2 separate regions of the Homo sapiens genome follow, and region 2 is linked to region 1. A link is a loop called in an ENCODE intact Hi-C map of the cell type or tissue named here. Cell type or tissue: PC-3. All regions are shown on one strand. Region 1 overlaps ZNF407 (zinc finger protein 407). Region 2 overlaps ZNF407 (zinc finger protein 407).

Region 1 (2,500 bases):
GATATTTATGTAATCAGGCAGATTAAAAAATCCCATCACTTAATGTATTTGACATATCCCTTTAGGTGAATTTAATAATTTAAGTTTTATGAATAAATGCCATTGTTGTTATCCTGTATTGCTTATTACTGTGCTTAATACTGTGTTGTATTGCTTATTACTGTGATATACTTCCTTTGAATGAACATTTTATTTTTCTCCCTATTGAGTTTGTAGGTGTGTTTTTATTTTACTAATATAAAGTAATTCCAGCCAAGTGTTGAACTAGTTTTTTTTTTTTTTTTTAATTTAAGTGTCTGTGTAGTCTTCCTGTTTGCTTACGTATTATTTTTCCATAGTTGTTTGTATCTACAGTGGAAGGCACAGTTTTCTTGATTTAGTTCAAGCCCGTGGAAACTAAAATTGAGGGTAATTTCTTGAAATATTTTTTGTATAATTATGAAAAAATGATAGTAGAAGGAAAATTTTGTATAGTATGTATAATTTACACAGGAGTCTTAAATAGATTTAAAATCAGGTGATTTCACTGCTGAATTTTCTGACTCATCTTTCTTAAAAACAGATTAATGGCATAATACACATATTTGTGTCATTTTCTGTTTGTCCAGAAAATGCATTATTGTGTAGGGAAAAAAAGAGAGAGTGAAAAGGGAAACTGCTTTGAGCGTGAGATTTGATGTGATAAACCTGGTTACTTAACCATTCGTCTCCTGTAGCCCTGCTGTTGTGTACAGGTATTAATGGATGGGCTCTCCTACCTCATTGATCTTTGCGATGGTGTATGCTCAACTATACAGATGAGAGCTGAGAGAGAACTAACTGGCTGTAAAGTGTTCACCTCCACGTTGGTTCCTGGCTTTCTTTCCTCGGCATTGTCTGAATCACTTCTTATACCCCACTGCAGCAGCAGTGTTTACGCTGTACTTGTTCCATGTTCCATCAAATACTGTCGTCCACCCTGGGAGGTCTGCAGTGCTGCTGCTTGCGTGACCACGAGGGGGAGTCAGGGAGTGTCCCTGGAATTCCTCCCCATCCTCTCCTTCCTCCCTGTCTTCTCAGCCTCTTGCTCTCTACTTCTCCTTTTCCTTTCTTCTTCTTCTTCTTCTTCTTCTTCTTCTTCTCCCTCCTTTCTTTTTTCTCTTTCCATTTCCTCCTCTTTCCTTTCCCTCCTTTCCCCCTTTCTTCCTCTCCCTTCCTTTCCCTTCTCTTCTTCATGTGGAACTGAAAATATTATTGCTATCTTACATCCTTCTCCAATTGAACATCACTACAATAGAAGCAGCAGTTGTCTTTATTTATTTATTTATTTATTTTTTGAGACGGAGCCTCGCTCTGTAGCCCAGGCTGGAGTGCAGTGGCATGATCTCAGCTCACTGCAACCTCCGCCTCCCGGGTTCCGGTTCAAGCAATTCTCCTGCCTCAGCCTCCCGAGCAGCTGGGATTACAGGAATGCGCCACCATGCCCAGCTAATTTTTGTATTTTTAGTAGAGACAGGGTTTCACCATGTTGGCCAGGCTGGTCTTGAACTCCTGACCTCGTGATCTGCCCACCTCGGCCTCCCAAAGTGTGGGATTACAGGTGTGTGCCACCGCGCCTGGCCTTCGTCTTTATTTTTTAAAGTTGTTCAGTAGATGTCATATATTTTCCTAACTACTATTTACATAGATATAGGATGGCAAATTTTACAGGTTTAATGGGTAAAGAACTCTTAGAGGGAGTGTGACTACCTAGATGAATACTGGGTTGGGTTTAAAATAAAGAAAAACTGTGATGTGTAAAATGCTCAATATGATTACTAGAAATGATGTATCTAAAAATAACCATAAAATAATTCTTTACAAACTGTTTCAACCTACTTTTGTTTTAATTAGAATAACTCTAAGATTGGGGATATTCCTGAATTGTTTCTTCCTAATTAAAATATATTTAGGAGTGTCTGACTTGGGTTGATGTTACGTGATTTTTTGCTTGGAGTGTTCTCATAAAACCAAGTAGACATTTATTCAACTATGATAGTCACTAACTTTGGCTTAAATATCCGTAAATATATATTTTAGCTTTCTCTAAACTATTAATGTAAATCTCTGAAGGAATTTAAAACATTATATATCTATCTATATATATATTCTTCAGATTGTGTAATTAAAATCTATTGTATACACATGGTGTGTTTTCACTTTTTTTATATTCCATCTAGGGACATGTGAGTGGACATTGGTATTCTCCCCCAGATTTACATTCTCTGGGTATTTAAAGCTCATGGATTTTTTGAAATAGATGAACTACATAGATAACTTAATACTGGTGTGTTTTGGGCTTGCTTTCTGATTTCATAATACGTAAATATATCATTGTGGTTTAGATTTTTATTTTTCAAAGATTGGATTTTGATGATTTCATTTTTATCTTTGAAAATTCTTTTGTGTTTGATGAGATAAATCCATTTCATTTTAATTAAAAATGCTTAACCTATGTAGAGCTGGTTGAACACCATGTAGG
Region 2 (2,500 bases), 150 kb after region 1:
GGTATAGGTAGAGACAAGAGTCAGTATAAATTATATCTGCAATTTTAACTGGAACTGATTATAATGTTTTGAAGTCATTCATTGTTCATTGTTTTAAGACAGATTTGAGCATTGTGCAAGCAAATGAAGATGTTACGTTGTGTGAGAAAATTGAGATACTCCTACTTGACTTCTCGACTCGTCCTCTTTCATTCTTTGTTTAATGGAAGAGCTTATGGATGTATATTCTACAGACTTTACTATTTCCAATACATTTTTTTCCTAGTGATGTAACTCTTTTTGTTAAAAATTTTCTTGAGTTTTTAAATGATTTATCCTTATACACTAGAACTTGGGAAAATATCTTAAAATAATACTAAACGAGTAAGATTATACTTTGTAGAACTCCAAGCCATCACGTGTGCACTTAGGTTTCCTGCCAAATCTGGAGCAGTGGCTGGATGGCGCAGGGCCTGCTGTGACTGCAGGCCCACACCTTGGCTAGGCCGCGCCCCTTACTTAGGATTACTTAGGTTTTCCTTAGTATGGCTAATGTTGATTGTCTTTATCTTATCTCAGAAAGTCTGTGGCAGTTGTAAACTCTCAAGCTTTTGACAGTGGCACAGTGTGATATGTTGGGAAGTTGATTCACCTGTCAACCTGGTTGTAATTCACCAATCTCTGCTTTAGCCTATGCCAATGGGGGGTTGTAGGAGGAAGGCGAGAGCCAGGGGTGGAGGACCTGAGTTCCAGTTGGTCCCTAAGTAGCTTTATTTCCATGGACATAGCTTTTTGACTCTCAGAGCCTTAGTTTCATTTTCTGGAAAGCAGATATGATAAGATGTGGACTGTTGTGAGGATCAAACAAGATGATAAATGAAAATACTGTAAGGGAAATAAAATGACAACATGTCATAGTGGATAAAGCTCTAGCAGAGGATGATTAAGATCCAGTACCTGAGTTTAAATCCTGTCACCTCCATTTTATTAACTGATGCAATTTGTCCGAGTTACTTAACCTCTGAAACTCCGTTTATTCAACTAAAAATATAAGGAATAATACTCCCTTTAGAAAATTCTCATAAGGAGTAAATAGAGTGAGACTGAGTAAGTGTCCCAGCAGAGTGCTTGACATGTAGAAGCTATTCTAGGACTATGAGTCACCTTTACCTCACACCTATGATTAATTTAGCAAAAATTTTCTCAGGCATGGCATGGTTTTAGGTTCTAAGAATGGAGTGGTGAGCAAAATAAACACTTCTTACCCATAGAGCTTACATTGTTATGGCAGAACTGGAAAGTAAGTGAAGAAGCACATAAATAATTTCAGAAAGCAGTAGATGCCATGGAGATAATAACGGGAAGCAACAGGTGATTGTAGATAGATTGTTTACAGTAGGCACCTCTGAAGCCTTTTTAAGGCTTTTCGGGCAAATTAGCCTGCATTATTTGCAAGAAGTAATGCAAAGAGAGTCCCTGTATTCTGAGGCTGAGTAGGAACGTGAATGATGAGAAAGGCAGCATTAAAGAGTATTCTAGGTGGAGGGAACAGAAAGTACAGTGAAACTGAATTAGGAACTGAAAGTGTTGGGCTGCATGTGCTGAAGGAGGGTCCTGTGGCTGTAACACACATACAGGCCAGCTTGTAAAGAGACATGAGCAGGGTCCCGAGAGTCATGGAGGTAGTCTTCGTTGTGCATGGATATTCATGGGAAGGTTTTCACAGGGCAAGCAAGACTTTGAACAGTCACACTAGTTATGCTATAGTATGGTGCTCAAGTTCCCCTATGATAGTATTTCAAACTTCTGTATCCCCTGCCCCAGTTGTTGGCAACTGAGTATTTTCATCCTAAGTACAGAAGTTGGACAGGATATAATTTCAAGTGTAGAATAAAAATTGACATAGTAAAGTAATATTTGTACCACTTTAAAATGTATCCAATAGAATGTTAACACCATGATGATTTGATTCCCACCGTCCATTCATTTAAAAGTACATGAATAAGTTCTTTAACTGTCAGAAAATTTGTTTTTCTTCTTGAACTCACATCCCTTATTTCCCCCACAGATTTTATTGTATTTGTATGTGGACATATTTTAATGATCATCTTATCATTTCTGGGTATCAGTACATACTCACGGACACATACATTGATGTAAGGTTTTTTTAATTGTTTTATTTTTAAAAAATAAAAGATGAGGTCTTACTATGTTTAGCCTAGGCTGGTCTTGATCTCCTGGGCTCAAGCGATCCCCCACCTCAGCTTCTCAAAGAGCTGGGATTACAGGAGTATGCCACAGCACCTCACATTTTTTTTTTTTTGAGACAGAGTTTCACTCTTGTTGCTCAGGCTGGAGTTCGATGGCGCGATCTCGGCACACCGCAACTTCCGCCTCCGAGGTTCAGATGATTCTCCTACCTCAGTCTCCCGAGTAGCTGGGATTACATACATGTGCCACCACGCTTGGCTAATTTTGTATTTTTAGTAGAGACAGGGGTTTCTCCATGTTGATCAGGCTG

What was found. A loop is a pair of places that touch in the nucleus more often than their neighbours do. Peaks named below come from ENCODE experiments on the same cell type or tissue, not always from the same donor. Only the 100,000 strongest peaks of a DNase experiment are listed, where the experiment ranks them.
Region 2: it touches region 1 in a loop (6-fold over the local background); 5 of 110 quality-filtered maps call a loop at or near these places.

The regions. Positions count from the first base shown.
Region 1 is chr18:74,656,815-74,659,314 of GRCh38, forward strand. The region is part of intron 3 of ZNF407 (zinc finger protein 407); the gene reads left to right. Among named protein-coding and RNA genes, the nearest start is that of ZNF407, 60 kb to the left of the region's middle. In PC-3, a CTCF peak has its summit at 980 (motif pointing right); a DNase peak (open chromatin) is centred at 997.
Region 2 is chr18:74,805,729-74,808,228 of GRCh38, forward strand. The region is part of intron 4 of ZNF407 (zinc finger protein 407); the gene reads left to right. Among named protein-coding and RNA genes, the nearest start is that of ZNF407, 210 kb to the left of the region's middle. RefSeq lists enhancers at 217-1,416, 1,401-1,450. In PC-3, no CTCF peak of the experiment used is centred here; a DNase peak (open chromatin) is centred at 1,183; H3K4me3 peaks cover 905 bases; H3K27ac peaks cover 2,020 bases.